Regions from separate parts of the Homo sapiens genome. Here region 1 is linked to region 2. The links are chromatin contacts, found by Hi-C in ENCODE. All regions are on one chromosome and are shown on one strand. The core of a region is the stretch at or near the end of the contact, and the rest is flanking DNA. Distances in the headings are between cores, read along the strand shown. Region 1 overlaps COL23A1 (collagen type XXIII alpha 1 chain). Region 2 overlaps COL23A1 (collagen type XXIII alpha 1 chain).

Region 1 (5,246 bases), core at 267-2,766, 120 kb before region 2:
GGCCCGGCCGGAGTGGGCATTTGTCACAGTGATTCTGACTACATCTGTACACACGGTGCCGGGAGTGATGCTGCTATGCTGGCTGCCTTCCTTAGCCCAGAGTCCAGCAGGCCTCTTTGTTCTTTACAGAGTTTGCCAAGGTTCCCCAGAGAAACAGAACCAATAGGGTGTGTGTGTGGGGGTGAGGGGGGGTATGTGTGTGTGGGTGTGGGGGTGGGTGTGTTTGTGGGTGGGTGTGTGTGGGTGGGTATGGGGGTGTGTGGGGGGTGGGTGTGGGTATGTGGGTGTAGGTGTGTGGGTGTGTGTGGGGGGTGGGTGTGGGTGTAAGTGTGCGTGTGGGATGTGTGTATGGGTGGGTGTGGGGTGTGGGTGTGTATGGGGGTGTGGGTGTGGGTGTGTGTAGGTGGGTGGGTGTGGGGGTGTGTAGGTGGGTGGGTGTGGGGGTGTGTGTCAGTGTGTGTGGGGGGTGTGTGGGGGGTGGGTATGTGGGTATAGGTGTGGGTGTGGGGGTGTGTGGGGTGGGTGTGTGGGTGTGGGGGGTGTGTATGGGTGTGTGTGTGGGTGTGTGGGGGGTGGGTGTGTGGGGGGTGTGTATGGGGGGTGTGTGTGTGTGGGGGGGTGTGGGTGGGTGTGTGTGGGGGGTGTGTGTGTGGGTGGTTGTGGGGGTGTGGGTGTAGGTGTGTGTGGGGGTGTGTATGGGGGTGTGTGGGTGTGTTTGTGGGTGTGAGTGTGTGGGTGTGGGGGTGTGTATGGGGATGTGTGGGTGTGTGTGTGGGTGTGTGGGTGTGTGTGCCCACACGTGCATGCATAAAGAGATTTATTTGAAGGAATTGGCTCACGTGATTATGGGGACTATCAAGTCCAAAATCTGGCCCAGGAGAGCCAATATTCTTACCCATGTTCTTTCCCATGTTCTCGCCACCCGCCTTTTTTCTCACTGCCGGTCATAGAGGTGACTTGGGCCAGGGCTCGGCTCTGCTGAGTTCCGAGTGTGCCCCAGGGGCTGATGATTGAAAGTCATTTGCATTTAGCTCGGTGCTGGCGTGAATCAGATACTGTCGGGGTACTTGCCACTCAGTGTCACGGAAATGTATTCCCTACGGGGAAATAGTTTGGAAATACCTTCCCTGAAAAGCCTTCTCTACCTTTTGCAGCTGACATTTCCTGTTTTACTTCCCAAATTGCCTGAATTGAGCAGAGTTTGGGAGCTCTGTGGACCCAGGCGCTCCCAGAAGGATGCCCCCCAAGCTTGGAAGGCCACTCTGCATGCGAGCGGCTTCCCTCCGGCTTCTCTGCCCTGGAGCCCCTGTGCCTCCTCCGTGTTCCTCCAGGGGCCTCACACAGGCCCCTTGTGCTGCCCCACAGCTCGGGTGCCCCTGGCCTTGCAGAGATGGTGCCCACAATCTCTGCTGTGAGCCTGCCAAGCCCACACCTTTGGCACGGAGTTGCCTCAGGCTGCCTTCTGTCCTTGTGGGGCTGATGGAAGCGGGTGTCACGGACAGAAATAGCTGCCCTTGCTACATGGTACAAATAGGACTGGCTGTGGCAGAAACCTGGACAGTTTTCTGTTTTCCCTTCATCCTTGCATTTGGTTCCCTCATCCCAGTCCCACTCTGCCCTCGTGAACCCTCAGTCCTTTTACCTCATCGTCCAGTAAGTGTTAGTGGCGCGTCACCGCAGCCAGGCCCTGGGACGGCCCCCAGTGTCAGGACGAGGCAGCTCTGGGGGGCAGACGGCCAGCTTTGCAGGGTCTGCACCCTCATCCTGGGAGCAGAGAGGAGGGAGGGGATCCAGGGAGGGTCCTGGGAGAAGAGCTGAGATGGCTGGTGAACAAGTTAGCATCCTGTGGTTGCTGGCAACAGAAACCAGCTCCTCTGCCTATCTAGACAAAAGTGGCGAACAGTGGAAGAAATGCATGAGGATTGAGGCTTGGGAAGGATGGGGTGCAGGGTGGTTCCGGAATTTAGGCAGGAACGGGATCTAGGAATGGAGGGGTGATACCCCCACCTCGGGAACAGGAGGCCTCTTACACATATCTGCCCCCCGCCACCCCATATTTCATGTGTGCATGGCTCTGTTTGAGGTGGAGGGGAGATAGAGTCTTACTGGCCAGGTGGGGACCCTGTGGCCACCCCTCAGCCTGAGGCTTCCAGGGCAGGGCTGAGACATAGGGTGAGCACCTCCCGGGCAGCCTCCCGGCTCCTTGGAATCTAGGGTGCCTCGTGGAGGAGGGGTGTCAGGGTTTGGATGCAGGTGGGCCCAGCTCTGGGAACTTGAGCCAGTTACCTAATTCTTAAAACTCTCCAACTCCTTGTGCATAAAATGGGGTAATACGATGTACCCTATGGGTTTGTTTTGAGGATAAACTGAGGCAAGTTTATGTGGAAATGCTTGGCACACAGTAGGCATCAAATATGTCTGTTCATGTATCCCTGTGGGAATCGACCTGTGGACCTCAGGCAGTGGGATGTGGGGGTGATAGGAGGGAGCTGTGCCTGCAGCTTGTGCCAGGGTGCAAGTTCCTTCTGTGGCTGCCCTGTGGAAAAGCACATCATCCCTGCTTAGACCCTCGGTTCACTTGGGGCCAGAATCCCTCAGCAGACCTTCTGCTCAATCATGGAGAGAAAGCAACTCCTGGCTTTTAGGAGAGCCCTTGAACTCGAGGTTCCTTTTGCTGCCCTGTAGGTTATTGGCAGGCCGAGTGTTAAAGTCCTTTTCTTCCGTGTCCCCTTGCAGTTTCCCAAAGGCTCTTGTTCCTCCCCGCCCCTGGCACCCACTGTTCTTTTCATTCTTTTCAGTTCTGCCTTTAGAAATAGGACTGAATGCTGGGAGAGCTGCCTTCCCTGTGAGGTCATGAGTTTCATGACACTAATGGGCTTGAAGTGGCCTGTTGTCCGGTCATGTCTTTAGAAGTAGCCTCGTGCGGAACCTGAGCCCCCTGTTGGGCCAGCACAGGGAGAGGCTCAAAGTGCCGTAGCCTGAGACTGTGAGGGGCGTGGGGGCTCAAGAGGAGGGCATAGCCCAGGGAACAGAGGATGCCCAGACCACCCATGAGGGGCACCCGCCTCCCCCATCAGGAACTAGAACACCCCCCACCCCCTCTATGGCCCTCATACTGTGGGGAATGTACTACTTTATTTATTTTTATTTATTGTTATTGTTTCCTTAGAGTCAGGATCTCACTCGGTTGCCCAGGCTGGAGTGCAATGATCACGGCTCACTGCAGCCTTGAATTCCCGGGCTCAATGATCCTCTTACCTCAGCCTCCCAAGTAGCTGGGACTACAGGCACGTGCCACCACACCTGGCTAAATTTTGTTAATTTTTCTTTTTTTGTTGTTGTTGTTCTAGAGACGGGGTTTGCTGTGTTGCTCAGCCTGGCCTCCCTGGTCTCAAACTCCTGGGCTCCACCAATCCACCCGCTTTGGCCTCCCAAAGTGCTGGGGTTACAGCTATGAGCCACCACGTCTGGCCCGAACGTACTACCCCAGTGGCACGGGGGCAGCAGGTGACCTGGAGGCTGAGCCCACAGTGCCTCTGAGCTTTGCCACTTACAGGACTGGAAGGTGACCGCCCCTGATCGTCACCTCCCATTTGTGGCACCGCCCGTCTCACAGTGGGGATAGAGGCCGGCTGTGCTGGCCAAAGTGCTTGCTCACATGTCAGCTGTACCCAGGAGGGACATGCTTCCTAGCTGTACCTCTGGGCCTCAGAGTACTCACAGCGGGGGTGGCCACCGGTCTTGCTGTTTTCTGGGGCAGGTGGAGAGAACAGGGGACCCCATCTGAGGGAGACTGCTCCCCACCGCCATGGCAGGTCTTGGGCTTAATTTTCAGGAGGGCAAAGTGGTGCCTCCCAGCTCCCCGGCCCTGCGCCTGCGTCCTCCCTGAAGTGCGCATCCGCCGACTTGCCTTCCCCGCCTTGGGATCCAGGAGCTCCAGCAGGGGCTGGGCTGGGGGCTCTGTAAGCGGCGAGCTCTGTTCCCTGGGCACTAGTCCCTTTACTTCAGTGGGAGGTGGTGGGGTGGGAAGGGGAAGGAAGGGTTGCATGGGAGGGGACTGTGTGGGGTGATAAACTCAGGTGGGAAGAGTGCTTGCAGGAGGAGGGAGAGTGTAAGGAGGGACATGCCCCGGAGATTATGCTGTGGACTGAATCTTGTGTCCCAAAGTCATATGTTGAAATCCTAATCTCCAAGGTAATGGTGTTAGGAGGTGATTAGGGTATGAGAGTGGAGCCCTTGTGATGGGATTAGTGCCCTTAGAAAAGGGACCCCAGGGAGCTTTTTCACCCCTACGACCCTGTGAGGTTATAGGGAGAAGGCATCATCCATGAACCAGGAAACGGCCTCACCAGACGCTGAATCTGCAGGCGCCTTACAGCCTCCAGAACTGTGAGCAATACATTGTCCTTGTTTGTAGGCCACCCAGTCTTTTTTGCAAGCCACTGGTAGGTTTTCTTAGAGCAGCCCCCACAGACTAAATCTGTAAGCCATGCAATTCATAGTATTTTGTTATAGCAGCATGAACAGGCTAAGACAGGCCGTTTTGGTGAAAGAAGGTGGAGGTGATGGAGGAGGAGCTGAGAGATGCAGGCCCAGGTGTACTGGTATCTGCCTCCGCCACCCACAACACCAAAGGTGGAGACTCAGACCCTGCAGCCGCCTGTGGAAGGGTCACAATCCCCCGGGGCTCACTCCAGGCATTGTTTAGGACTATTAGGAGTGGCTTATTTCATAACTGAACACGCCTTTTTCTTCTTCCTGAAGAACCCCTATGGCCCCAGTCTTTTGAGCAGGCTGTCATCCTTTTATTTTTTTAAAAAAGGACTGTTATAAAAACCAACTATAGGTCAGGCGCGGTGGCTCACGCCTGTAATCCCAGCACTTTGGGAGGCCAAGGTGGGAGAATCACCTGAGGTTGGGAGTTGACGACCAGCCTGGCCAACGTGGTGAAACCTTGTCTCTACTAAAAATACAAAATTAGCAAGGTGTGGTGGTGCATGCCTGTAGTTCCAGCTACCCGGGAGGCTGAGGCAGGAGAATCGGTTGAACCTGGGAGGCGGAGGTTGCAGTGAGCCGAGATCGCGCCATTGCACTCCAGCCTGGGCGACAAGCGCGAAACTCCGGCTCAAAAAAAAAAAAAACAAGCCAATTATGCTCTCAAAAGGATCTCACTCTCCAACCCTCGAACACACACAGCTCCACAGTTAAAAGAAAGTCTCCCTGTACTCGCATCTCACCACCCCATC
Region 2 (5,400 bases), core at 2,893-5,392:
AGAGGGAAACCAAGGGAACTCCAGCTACCATGGTCTCAGCAGTCCAGGGCTACCAGTAGTAAGGGGTGTGGTGGATTCGAGTTGCCAGAATTGGTTGGTGGGTGAAGGGAGCTCTGGGGAGTCCTAGTGACCACTGCAAGGGGGGTAAGGACCAAACAGGTCAGCAGAACAGCTGAAAGGGAGCCTGTGCCCAGGACCTCAAGGAAGAGCAGGGGAGGGCCCTGGGGCACTTGTCCCAGGCAGGCACTCAGCACGACTGTCCCAGGGCTGGGCCCTTACCAGCCCCAGAACATTGGCTTAGGGGTTCTTTGCCTTCTACTTCCTTTGGCTTCTGCCCAGCATCCTCTCCCTGCTTCCTGGCTTGAGTCTCTTCAGTTGGAGGGTGACTGAGGCCTCGCTCAGTCTGCAAGCCCAGCTCTGGGTGTTTCCTGCCTCCTTGTTCTCTGCTTCTTTCCTGCTCTGCTCCATGTGACAGACCCTGAGCCCTGTAGCTCCTGGGTCTTCTGACTTCCTGCCGGGAGCGTAGGAGGCAGGCGAGAGGGTGGGGCAAAGAGAAATGGGGTATTTCTCCCATATTTCCTGCCAGGGTCCCCACAACCTCCTGCCACTTATCACTCCAGCTGAGGGGTGGTAGTCACTATCTGCTGTTGCAAACCTGTGGGTCATTTAAAATGTCCTCTGTTTGGCTTTTCAATTCCTCCAACACCTGTGTAACGAGCCGTCTGCATTAAATTCCCTCTGTTGTAATTCCTTGGAGTGCTTTCTCTTTTCTTAGTTGGACCTCGTCCACATGAATAAATGTGAGGACTTTTTCCTGAAGGCTTTGAAATAAAAGGAAAGGGTTCTATAAGTTACCTTGAAGAATGCTGCAATGATTCATTGTAGCCAGAGTCCTAAAACACTCAGGGGACGTACCAGATTTTATTCCAAGACCTTACAAGCAGTTTGCAAAAGCCCCTTTCTATTTCAGCAGGACTTTTAACTTCTTAGATTTCGCATCAGAACTGGTAAATCATTTCTCATGGATTTCTGTTCTTTGCCCAGAGAAAGTCTGAGTCAGAGATTTTCCCCCATCCCGTGTTTAGTCTACTTAGCCAAAGTGACCACAGACAACTTTGATATGACTCTTCTCCAAGTGAGATATTTCGTGACTGCCAATGTGTGACAATTCAAGAAGGTGGCTGTATTAGTTTCTTGTGGACGCTGTAGCAAATTATCACAAACTTGGTGGCTTAACACAACACAGATCTAGTCTCTTAATGTTCCTGAGGCCGGAAGTTTGCAATGAGTCTTTTGAAAGGCTGAAATCAAGATGGTGGCAGGGCAGCTTCCTTCTGGAGGCTCCAGGGGAGAATCCGTTCTTTGCCTCTTCAGCTCCTGGCCGCTGCCAGCGTTCCTTGGCTTGTGGCTGCATCACTCCAGTCTCTGCTCCATGGCCACATCGCCTACTTCTCTTCTGTATCTGATCTTCCACTTTGACATTTGTGATTACGTCTGGGGCCAAACTAATCTAGAATAGTCTCCCCGTCTCGATATCCGGAACTTCATCACATCTGCAGTTTCTGTTCCCACAGAAGGAACCATTCGCGGGTTCTGGGGATTAGGGAAGGGCTATCTGTGGGGAGCCACTATTCTGTCAACCGTAGTGTCTTTGGGAACTTCACCATGGCAGCTGTGTCCCAGAACAGTCTGTGTGTGAAGAGGTGTCTGCCCCCAGAACGAGCTTTCCAAAACCAGCTCTGACCAGGACACACCCTGCGTGTGACAGGAGGGCAGTTCCTGAGTTTTGCAACCCCAAGCCCAGCTCCCCACTGGCAGCCTGGGCCCACTGGCCTTCCTGGGATCCTTCTCATGCCTCTGTCACTGTCATTCAGCATCCTCAGCCCACCCACTTGCCATCCCATAAGCTGGCGGTGCTCCCTCTATGTCTTTGCTCACACCGCACTTACTGCCTGGGGCTCTGGTCTCCCTCCCCTGCCTGGAGAACTCTGCTCCTCCTTCCTAGCCCGTCTCCCTCTGGCATCTCTTCCTCCACCATCTCCCTGCCCTGTGCTCCTGCAGCAGGCCGCTCATGTCTTTACGTCTGTATGAACTCACCCAGGGCATCACGTGAGGGCTGTGGGATGCTGCCTGACTCCCAGGTAGGGACTCACCTACCTCTGTACCCACCATACCTAGCAACCACAAGGCACCACCTATGCATGGCTGGGAGAGAATATCACAGACCCAGATCCCAGGGTCTGGGACACAGCACTCAGAAAATGTGACTAGTGTTGAATCAAGCAAATGGATTATTTTGTTCTCATTTTATCAGAATGCTCTATTTCCCAAGTTGCCATTGAAAGAAACCATCCAACTTTGTTAGTTTCCTTTCTCAGTCTCCTACCTGGACATCAGGCAGGAGCCCAGTATTCTCTGCACGCTCACACTCTGTGCTCACTCTGCTGCGCACGTCACACGTGGACATACATGGATCTTTCCCACGGAGGTGAGAGCCAGGGTATTGGCAGCCCCTAGGAAGAGAGAAGCTCGCCTCTCACGAGCACAGAACTACTCTTCTTTCCTTGTCTTCCCACGTCCCATTGTGTCCTTTCCAGGGGACTATGAGCCCCAGGATGGAATTGTGCAACTGGTGCCATTGATGTCCTTAGGAAATCGGAACCCGTTTCTGGAATTCTTGACAGTGAGTGGCAGAATTCCAGTGGGCAGAGACCCAGGAACCTGGGGCCCCAGTGAAGTCACCTGTGTGTCTTTGTTAATTGCTTGCATGGGAGAAATTCCTTATGGGGTGTGATCGTTCTCGGGAGACAGGAAATGAATGTCCAATCAAGATAATGCAGCATATTCTGGATTAAGGTCTCGAAGTGACAGTTCCACCCAGAAGTTTCTGGTGCTCTTAAAAGTTCAGCATGACAGGCTGAGGCACGTGGGTCTTTCCAGGTGCACCTCAGGGGACAGAGTACCTGGCTGACCTCCCTGGCTGAACATACTTCCTGGGGACAGGTTGTGAAAGCTGACTCCAGAGCCTGCCTGGACAAGGAACATGAAAGGGCGACCCTGCACAGGGAAAGGCACGGTCAGTGGGGACAGAACTGTAGCAGAGTTCTAGCCATGCCTGGGGAGTGGTGCAGAGGGAGGTGGGGTTAGAGCCAGGCCATAGGTCAGGGAAAGGAAGTAGGGCCACACTGTAGACCCTCTAAGCAGAGGCTCAGACACTTGGACGGTAGCCAGTAGGCCATGGGGAGCCATAGAGGGTGGTGCAGGGAGGGACACAGTCAGGGCCATGTGCTCAGATCCCTCTGGCGTCAATGTGGAAAATGAGCTGGGGGAGGCAGTAGGGAGTGTGCAGTGTCCAGGCGAGAGTGCGTGCAGCCTCACCAGGAAGACCAGGAAGCGGCACTCAATGAATCTACATTTTACGCATGAAAAGAAGGGAGTGAGGGGAGCCAAAATTCTGCATTCATCTCCCACTCACTAAATCTACAGTTTACACAAGCTAAAGTAAGCATGCGACACTGCAGCTATCTGTTTGGGAAGAAAAGGAAGGCAGTTTTTGCCTGACTCAGTTTCTGAGCTTAACTTTCGCTTTGGCATGGTGAGTTTGAGGTCCTGGCATTTTGTTTTTCTTTCACACCGTGAGGCTCAGGCCGGGGAAGCAGGGCAACTTTCTCTAGAGGAAGGCAGAGGAGGGGCCCTTCGCTCGTGGGGTGTGGAGGGGAGGCCTGTGGTGTGGTGTGGGGTGCTGGGCTTGAGGTAGACGGGCCTGGTGGCGCCCCAGCTCTGCCCTGTGACCTTGGATGAGTCCCGGCCTTTCCCGAGGCGCATGCCCCATCCACTGCAGGATGAGGTAATACCCACCTCCCCAGGCTGTGAGGAGCTGTAAAGGCGCTGAAATGCCCTGGTGCCTGGCATGGGGCCCAACATACCTAAGTATTTGCCTGGCCCTCCCCGCACCTGGTTTACAGAGCAGTCGCGTGCCCCAGCCAATCACGAGCAGAAAAGAAGGTACACCCGCACCCCGGGTGCTGGGCCTGGGCAGCACTGGGGTGTGGTAGGGTCTCAGGACACTCACGGAGGGCCTGCCTGTCTGTGTGCGGGTAGGGAGCTGGCTTGGAAACAATAGGGAGGCAAAGGCAGCCCTGCCCCCACCCCCACGAGGCACCACTCCAGGGGCAGAGTTGCTTGCAGACCCTGCTTGCACAGCCCCCATCTGGGCAGATGAGCAGTTAAAATCCTAACACTGAGCCCAGTTCAGGAACAAAATGAGGCCCTGAAATGAATGATCACAGGCCAAGAGAGTGACAATGTCCTGGAGAAGCAGAAAACATCCTGTCCCCAGCCCAGCCCCAGCACACAATCCGGGCGCTGACATAATGAGGTCAGGAGAAGAGGCTGCCATCCTGGCTCGGGGGCTAAAAAGGCCTGGGCCGGGCAGGGGCTGCCAGCCAGGAGGAGCATCCAAGAGGCCCCGCTGGGCACCCTGCCGCGGCTCCTGGACACAGAGCACAGGCCCAGCTGGCAGTCACTCCGGACACTCACTCAGTCCTTGTCACAAGGAGTTCCGAGCAGCAGAATGAGGAAGGGGCCCTGGAAGCTGCCCCTGGTTCCCTGTTATCTTGGTAGGTTTTGATCCAGGAAGGCTCCTCCTCGTGCAAAGAGCTGGCTCCATGGTCCTGCAGGTTCTAGAGGGGATGGCCAGCCTCGGGGACTGCCCAGGGCACCTTCTTGGCTGGAGAGATGGCATCTTGGGAAGCCAGAGACCCTTCTCCCAGGAAATGCCTCGGGGAGCCCACAGCAGAAGGCTTGGTCACCTAAGGGGACACGATTGCTCAGGACTTTGGATTCCTCGTTCTCTTTTCCCTGTGATATCTGAGCCAGTGAGCATAGATGTGGGCTTTTGATGATACCCTCATTGCTGGAAAGGCTGGACTGGAGGAGAGGGCTTGGACCAGAGCCAAATTGGCTTCCTAATACTCCTTCCTCCCTGGATCAGGGATCAACATCCCCCACCAGAGGGTACATTCCTTAGAATTAATAAACCAATGACATGCCATCACCCAAACTCCACAGTTAACATTAGGGGACCACTCCTGGTGCTGGACAGTCTGTGGGTTTGGATAAATACACAATGACATGTATCCACCATTATAGTATCATACAGAATAGTTTCACTGTCCCCCAAATCCCCCGTGCTCCAACTATTCATCCCTCCCTCCCCCAGCCCCTGGCAACGAGTGATCTTTTCACCATCTCCATAGTTTTGCCTTTCCCAGAATGTCATCTAGCTGGAATCACAGCATGTGGCCTTTTCAGATAGCTTCTTTCTCCTAATAATATGCATTTAAGCTTCCTCCATGTCTGTTCCTGGCTTGAGAGCTCATTTCTTGTCAGCATTGAATA

Evidence for each region. Hi-C counts contacts between places; a loop is a spot of excess contacts on that map. Pooled maps may share reads with other maps.
Region 1: a loop to region 2 is called in a map of posterior cingulate gyrus, with 2.2 times the contacts of the local background. The contact joins two enhancer-like sites. A Hi-C loop is called at or near these places in 5 of 168 maps with a recorded cell type or tissue (K562, Right ventricle myocardium inferior, cardiac septum and 2 more) and 3 of 50 pooled maps.

The regions. Positions count from the first base shown.
Region 1 is chr5:178,543,006-178,548,251 of GRCh38, reverse strand. The region is part of intron 2 of COL23A1 (collagen type XXIII alpha 1 chain); the gene reads left to right. Among named protein-coding and RNA genes, the nearest start is that of COL23A1, 45 kb to the left of the region's middle. RefSeq lists a silencer at 3,890-4,184. Within about 2 kb of position 1,516, at least 4 of the 41 ENCODE cell types and tissues checked have a DNase peak (open chromatin) inside an H3K27ac peak, as active enhancers do; they include heart left ventricle, where a contact is called at or near this core.
Region 2 is chr5:178,427,618-178,433,017 of GRCh38, reverse strand. All of the region lies in intron 2 of COL23A1 (collagen type XXIII alpha 1 chain), which reads left to right. Among named protein-coding and RNA genes, the nearest start is that of COL23A1, 160 kb to the left of the region's middle. Within about 2 kb of position 4,142, at least 12 of the 41 ENCODE cell types and tissues checked have a DNase peak (open chromatin) inside an H3K27ac peak, as active enhancers do; they include heart left ventricle, where a contact is called at or near this core.